2 separate regions of the Homo sapiens genome follow, and region 1 is linked to region 2. A link is a loop called in an ENCODE intact Hi-C map of the cell type or tissue named here. Cell type or tissue: CD14-positive monocyte. All regions are shown on one strand.

Region 1 (4,000 bases), 46 kb after region 2:
ATTATAATAGTAATAGGAACCTGCTTACTACTCCCTTGTTTGCTACCTGTACTCCTTCAAATGATAAAAAACCTTCATCGCTACCTTAGTTCACCAAAATGCTTCAGCACAAGTGTACTATATGAATCACTATCGATCTGTCCTACAAGAAGACATGGGTAGTGAGAATGAAAGTGAGAACTCTCACTATTCAGTGAGATTCTCAAAGGTGGAAATAAGGGAGGCGACCACTCCTCATATTGTCTTATGCCCAATTTCTGCCTCCAAAGAAAGAAGCAGCAAAAACTAAAAGGCAGAAATGAAATCCACAGGCAGATAGCCCAGCTTGCGCCCTGGGCCTGGTAGTTAAAAATCAACTCCTGACCTAACTGCTTCTGTTATCTATAGATTCCAGACATTGTATGGAAAAGCATTGTGAAAATCCCTGTCCTGTTCTGTTCCGTTCTGATTACCGGTGCATGCAGCCCCCAGTCATGTACCCCTTGCTTGCTTAATTGATCACGACCTGCTCACGCGGACCCCCTTGTAAGCCCTTAAAAGGGACAGGAATTGCTCACTCAGGGAGCTTGGTTTTTTGAGACATAAGTCTGCCGATGCTCCCAGCCGAATAAAGCCCTTTCCTTCCTCAACTCTGTGTCTGGGGGGTTTTGTCTGTGGCTCGTCCTGCTACATTCACAGGCGTGTGTGTGTGTGTGTGTGTCCTAATGTGAAAAAGGAAAATGCTTACTACTCAAACCAACATATTCACCCTTATGAATAATTAACTCATTTCCCATACCTGAGTTGTGTCTTTTGCAATACCAGAAACACCCTTAGCACTCCCTAAAGTTCCATTTGCTTCCTTTGATATATTAATGGTGTTACACAATGCACTATATTGCAGAGTTACTGACATAAAGTCACATCTCTGCATCCCTGAAAACACTTAAAAAGAGACATCCAAAAGCAATTCACGAACCCTGATTGGATCCTGGCTTGAAAGAAAAGGAAAAACAAGCTATAAAAGACATTTGCATAACAGTTAGTGGAATTTGCATATGAACATAATGAAATTATTGCCAATTTTCCTATGCATATTGTGATATTGCCTGTTGAACTGAATCAAATCTGCCATTAAAGGAGGACTGTTTTTCAGCATTATTCAAAATAATGTGTTATGGGCACTAAAGTATATCTTTAAAGGCAGCCTCGGAATATTTTAACATGATGGTACTGAGACATCCTAAGGTGTCAGCTTTGAGAAGGCAATACAATTTGGAGGCATAAGTTCCAAGCCATTAGTTTAGAAATTGAGTCATACCAGTGAAATACCAGCATTATCACCGTTAATGTCCGTCAGTGATTAGCACATCAGGACATCACTGTCCCCTTAGATGATAGCAGTAAAGGATTTCTTTTTATGGGCTTATTAGTTGGTGCCCCTGCAGGAAACAGAATCCAACTCAGATGGTTTGAGAGACTTAAATGAAGGGACTACTTATAAGGCTGTGAGCAGGCTGAAGTCACCGAGAGATTAGCAACAGTGGGAAGTGGGTACTGCCCAGCCAGTAGCTGGAGCTCCTGAGGAGGGGACAGCCATCGGGAGCTACAGCTGTAGAGAGACATGCGGCGTCTGCCAGAAAAATTCAGCCCAGAGTAAGGAAGAACTATCCCAGGCCCTGTCTCCTCGGGGCACCACTCATCGCAGTGCCCCCTAGTGGCTGAACCCGAGAGAGCCCCAGAGCCCCAGGGTGCAGTTCTTAGGGCTCAGTCCCTGGGGCAGGGGAAGAGCCAGGGCAAATAGAAAAATAAGCCCTTTATATTCACCAGAATAGTTCATGTCTGAGTGTTTGGACGCATTTTCAGTAAGTAGATACGCATAAGAGCCTTGGAGAGGGTAGAATTTGTTCAGTGCTTTTGGCTCCCATTTATTTTACCAAAGGCAAATTATGATCAACTGTGCTTTTAAAAAACTCTTTGGCCAGTGTGGTGGCTCACACCTGTAATCCCAGCACTTTGGGAGGCCGAGGTGGGCAGGTCACAAGGCCAAGAGTTTGAGACCAACCTGGCTAACATGGTGAAACCCCGTCTCTACTAAAAATACAAAAATTAGCTGGGTGTGGTGGCACGTGCCTGTAATCCCAGCTACTCAGGAGGCTGAGGCAGGAGAATTGCTTGAACCCAGGAGGCAGAGGTTGCAGTGAGCCGAGATTGTGCCACTGCACCCCAGCCTGGGCGACAGAGCGAGACTCTGTCTCAAAAACATAAATAAATAAAAATAAACCCACAAAAAACAAAAAAAAAACCTCTTTGGTTCTCCATGATACTATTACTGTTGTAATGGCTTTAATGAGCCAAGAGCATGCTGTCTTCTTTATTAACTGCCGTAATTTAAACAAATATTAGACTAGAAAAGGTATATCGACATAAGCAGTGATTCTCAGATTTGGCTAATGTCCTGGTGGTAAGTTACACACACACCACTGCCACCACCACTACCACCAAGTCCCGGCAGGTAGTTCAGACCCAGATAGCACCATACGGTTTGTGGATCAGCATTTGATCAGCACATAGCTGGGACACCACCTTCTAATTTCATGATTATTCTAGGACCTCAAAAATGGCATGTGGTTTACAACGATGTGCTTCTTTTCATTGAGTTTCATTTATTGCTTTTGTACTGTCTTTGAAAATGAGTAGGGGCCATGTTCCCTCCTTCCCCTGTGATGCCTGTTGGATGCACATGAGAGGACGTGGCAGCCAGCGTGACTCATGGTTCCTCTCCATGCTAAGTAAGCCACAACGCTGCTGCCCAACTTAGGTCACAATGAAATTTTTGATGTGTCACAGTATCTCGTGTTTCCTCAGCCCAGAGGCATGAGACAAAGGTTGGAGAGTAGATGCCAGCAGTACTTGGCTGGTTAAGGGAACCAGAGGAGGCCAAGGAAATCATGCCCAAGGCCCTCACCTCTTTCCAGTGCCACAGATCGCATAAGCCACCACCTCCAGTGCCCCCACCACATCCAAATACAATCTTAGGGAGTAACAGTGAGGCCAGAACCCAGGGAATTAAGAGAGAGGTCATCTCTCCAAAAGCAACTGTGCATGACCACAGCCGACTGCCTACATGATCAGATTAGGCTGTTTTTTTATTGTGATGAAATATACATAAATTTGTCATTTTAACCATTTTTAAGTATGCAATTCAGTAATATTAAACACATTCACATTGCTGTGCAGCCATCACGACTGTCCACCTCCAAAACTTTTTCACCATCCCAAACTGAAACTCTGTACCCATTTAGACTAAATTTTAAACAAAGTTCGAACTTCAGTTAACTTTTTCTTGCTCACCAATATGTGAAGGGCTCGTGAGGACCAGGTCAGTCATTGACAAGATGACAGAATCTTTTTCTCACTTCTGAGTTGTAGTGTGAGTTTTGCAACCCCACTCCGAAAGCCTCACAACAACCCCATTTAGGCAATCCCCATTTGTCAGAAGCATTCACTAAGGACTGGAAGTTAAGCAACTTGACCAAACTCTCACAACTCACTGCTGATGGTGAGGGCTACGAGTGTGTCTGCATGTTTCCAAGGGCACCTCCTTGTGCTACAACACAAGATACAAGCAGAGTGATTCCAATATCCCTTTCCCTTCCAAGTTTAAATGTTTGTTCTTTAATCTTAATTCCAAAGTTTTCCTCGGGTTTTTGAAGTGGACACAGGCAACCCGGTACACAGAAAAGAACCCCAGGATGGGAATTGGGGAACTTATCTCTAGTTAGTGGGTAGACTTTGGGTAGGCCACTTACCTCTGCAAATCTCACGTGCCCCAACAGCAGATGGACAGATTATCATTAAAGCTCTATACTGCCACTCTATGATCCCCAGAATAAGTAGAAATGGTCTGCAGTCAATCAACAACTATTCGTGACCACCAGACATGTGCCAGACACAGCCCTGCCCTCACGGAGCTTACCTATAGATTGCAAGATCTGCCCTCAATTATTCTTTTCTTTTT
Region 2 (4,000 bases):
CTAGAACAAGGTGGTTACACTGTCCACCTGACAATTTGACAGAAATTAAAAATGAAAATGACAAGCCTGAAGAGGCCTCAGGAGATGGATGTTCACATCTGCTGCCGATAAATGGGGAAGTTGGGGGCAGCCTTTTTGAAAAGCAGTCTGATCATGTGAATCAGAAGTCTAACAACATTCAGAGTTGTTGACATAGTAATCCCGCTTCTTCATATCCTAAGAAAATAAAGATATAGGCAAAAAATATTTTACAGTCTTTAAAAATGATTTATTAAACTCTTAGGTTCAGGGGTACATGTGCAGGTTTGTTCTATAGGTAAATTGCATGTCACGGTGGTTGCTGTACAGATTATTTCATCACCAAGGTAATAAGCATAGCACCAAATAGGTAGGTTTTTGATCCTCACCCACTACCCACCCTCCACCCACTCTCCACATTCCAGTAGGCCCTGGTGTCTATGGTTCCCTTCTTTATGTTCATGTGAACTAACGTTTAGTACCCCTTTACAAGTGAGAACATGCATTTGGTTTTCTCTTCCTGTGTTAGTTTGCTTAGTTAACGGCCTCCAGCTCCATCTATGTTGCTGCAAAGGCTATGATCCCATTCTTTTTTATGGCTGCACAGTATTCCATGGTGTATATGTACCACATTTTCTTTATCTAGTCTACTGTTGATGGGCATTTAAATTGATTCCATGTCTTTGCTGTTGGGAATAGTGCTGTGATAAACATACACGTGCATGCGTCTTTATGGTAGAACAATATATATTCCTTTGGGTATATAGTCAGTAATGGGATTGCTGAGTTGAGTGGCAGTTCTGTTTTAAGTTCTTTGAGAAATTGCCAAACTGCTTTCCACAATGGCTGAGCTAATTACATTCCCGCCAGTAGTGTATAAGTATTCCCTTTTCTCTGCAGCCTCACCAGCATGTTATTTTTTGACTTTTTAGTAATTGCTATTCTGATTGGTATGAGATGATATCTCATTGTGGTTTTGATTTGCATTTCTCTAATGATTAGTGATATTGAGCAAAAACTGATGTTTTAGAAAAATTTTAAATAATATGGAAAAATACTCTGTTAGCTGAACAAGCAGAATATAAAATACGTATACAGTATGAACAACACAAATGGAGAAAACACGAAATGAAGATACTCTAATATATAAATGGCTGCTATTTTGGGGTGGTGGAGCAATGAAAAGACCATTATTTCCTTTATAGTTTTCCTGTAATAAACACAATTGTTTTACCAGAATTTAAAGTGATTTTTTAAAAAGTTTACAAGTTTTTATAAACAATAAGCAACTATAGGCATAGAAATCCAATTTCCAGTTTTATTCTAAGTGTGTATGAGCTATGAGGAACTAGGTTTTGAGGAGCAATTCAAGGTCTTCCCTGTGAATAAAGTCGATGGGTTTTAGTGTGTGTCATTTTTGGTATTTAATTGCTCAGAATTCTTTTGCCGGTTTTCTGACTTCAGCCATACTCTGAACAACTGAGTTTAATAGTAACATTGACTACTTGCTACGTAAGGTTTTATTCGTGGATTAAAAATAATAGAATAAAATGAAAAGCTTTATAGAGACAACCAGGCCTCTTTCCCTTTCAGGGCCTGTCCTTGATAGTGGTCGGGAAGCGAAGTCCCGGAGAAGAACGTGCCTGCCGGCGCCCTGCCCGAGCAGCAGTAACATCAGCCTGTGGAACATCCTGAGGAACAACATCGGGAAGGACCTGTCCAAGGTGGCCATGCCGGTGGAGCTGAACGAGCCCCTGAACACGCTGCAGAGGCTCTGCGAGGAGCTGGAGTACAGCGAGCTCCTGGACAAGGCCGCGCAGATTCCCAGCCCCCTGGAAAGGATGGTGAGGAGTCAGCCTTCCCTTGCCACTGTCCAGCCTCGGTCCCCAAGCCACGAGGCCATTCACGGGGCCCATCAGAGAGACAGCCCCTGTTCCCTCCGGTTTCATTTTGATTGTTCCGTAAACAGGTTCATTACTCAGAGCTGTCTGGCTTCCTCCGCCTGGCTGTTTCCAGTCACCTTGTGAGGATTTGGAGACGGGGTTGGGGTGCTTCTCCGTGGCACTTGGTGCCTGGGGTAGTTCTGTTCTGTGGGTTTGTGCTTCCTCTTTCTCCAGAAGCCTTCTGGCTGATTGTTCCGATGTGCCCGGCTGGAAAACATGTCTTTAGGGCTGTCTGCATGTTTATTTTTACTTCCCTGGGTGGACAGAATTTAATTTCTCGAGCTGTTTTTCTCATCCAGGGTAAGTTTCCCCTGAGAATGTTTGTGTTTATTTCTGGAATTGTCCCATCAGCTCCTAGGTTTTTGGAAAATAAAGTTCACAAGAGGAGGTTTTCACATCAGAAATATTCTTTTTTTCTCTCTCCCTCTTATTTTATAGAGTACTTAAAAAAAATCGTAGAAAAGCCTTCTCTTCCCTACTGGGCATCAGCTCCAGTCACAGCATGCTGGCTTTTAAAAGGGCTTCCAAGTATTTCTCATCTTTCCCCCATCTCATGGGTAGGGAGATTGGGAAGGGAGTACCCAAAGGGCAAGACTCTGGGCAGATCAGCCCTCTCTATGACTGTGACTAACTTTGTTCTTGAACGTGGGTGTCTGTACCGCTTTTTGCTTCCTTATATTCAGTGACCTTAGAGCAGTAAGGTCATTGTCTCTATGGGATGCTGGGACAGCAGTGTCCCCCAGATGCAGAGTCTCTCTCCTGGGCATTTGCCAATTGGCTACATTGGAATTGGAGTGCCCCCTCGGCTTCACAGACCTAGCCCTGCCGACACTCCCCATTGATAGAGGATGCTATTATTTTCTACATTCTAAGCATTCTGCAGTTCTAGCGCTCATTAAAACATCATTACTTCAATGATTTGAAGATTAAGGGGGAATCTTAACTGCTGTCTGAGAGGGATAGCCCATAGTCATTCTGCCCAGTCTCCAGGGCCTCCCCATCAAAGAGACTTTCTCTTTTTTTGAGTCAGGGTCTTTGTCACCCAGGCTGGAGTGCAGCGGTGCAGTCCTACCTCACTGCAACCTCGAACTCCTAGACTCAAGCAACCCTCCTGCCCTGGCCTCCCAAAATGCTGGGATTACAGGCATGAGTCACTGTACCTGGCCCAAGAGACTTTCTTTCTTGTTACTGATAATCAGGGTAGGAGACAAAAACAAGCTGTATTTTTTAAACTCTTCTTTGTTACTTGTCCCCAGATAATTTTTGCTGAATAAAAGGAAGGCAAATCTTCTAGAAATAGCTTCTAAGCAAGTGTTAAAAGTCAGCATTTGTGGACAGCTCTTTTCTTTAAAGGAAATGATTGGCTTTGAGGATGAAAGTTTCTTAAAGATGTTTCATGCTGTGGCAATTTAGAGACCCTTAGGATATTCAGCTGATTGATCAGTGTAATTGACCTTGAGCAGAGGTTTGAGGAGAGGCTTCTCATCCCCAACATAACCACTAAGCAGGAGTCTTATCTCATGGGTTTTGTTTACTGTCCTGCACGTCTGCTTATGCCCCTGCCTGGACTCTCCCTCATGCCACCAACCCACAGGGAGAGTGCTTCCTTCTGCCTCCCCTTCGCTCTGTCTTCCCCACAACATCATGAATGGCACTAGGTTCTTTCATCGGTTGTGTTCTATTTTACATGGTGAAGGTGATTAAGGGTTGATTCAGCATTCCATACACAGTGTGGCTGTACTGTTTCACAGGTCACCAATGTGGAGAAGCAGGAAGAGGAACAGACACCCAGGTTTCAAGAACACAGGCAGTCACAAGTAGGACTGACTTGAGTGCAGTTGATTTTTTCTTCTTCTTTTTTTTTTTTTTTTTTCTTTGAGGCAGAGTCTCTCTCTGTCGCCCAGGCTGGAGTGCAGTGGCACAATCTCGGCTCACTGCAACCTCCACCTCCCAGATTCAAGTGATTCTCCTACTTCAGCCTCCTGAGTAGCTGGGATTACAGGCGTGCGCCACCACACCCGGCTAATTTTTGTATTTTT

What was found. Peaks named below come from ENCODE experiments on the same cell type or tissue, not always from the same donor. Only the 100,000 strongest peaks of a DNase experiment are listed, where the experiment ranks them.
Region 1: a loop joins it to region 2, with 2.0 times the contacts of the local background. A loop is called at or near these places in 1 of 110 quality-filtered maps.

The regions. Positions count from the first base shown.
Region 1 is chr7:24,785,962-24,789,961 of GRCh38, reverse strand. It overlaps a transcript of GSDME not described here. Among named protein-coding and RNA genes, the nearest start is that of GSDME, 30 kb to the right of the region's middle. RefSeq lists a silencer at 186-386. In CD14-positive monocyte, CTCF peaks have their summits at 1,500 and 1,703 (motif pointing left); DNase peaks (open chromatin) are centred at 2,791 and 3,461; H3K27ac peaks cover 2,328 bases.
Region 2 is chr7:24,832,348-24,836,347 of GRCh38, reverse strand. It overlaps OSBPL3 (oxysterol binding protein like 3), which reads left to right. Exons shown (of 23, transcript NM_015550.4): 15 at 1,612-1,862. Among named protein-coding and RNA genes, the nearest start is that of GSDME, 77 kb to the right of the region's middle. RefSeq lists an enhancer at 1,764-1,873. In CD14-positive monocyte, no CTCF peak of the experiment used is centred here; DNase peaks (open chromatin) are centred at 117, 2,047, 2,607 and 3,737; H3K4me3 peaks cover 1,623 bases; H3K27ac peaks cover 3,212 bases.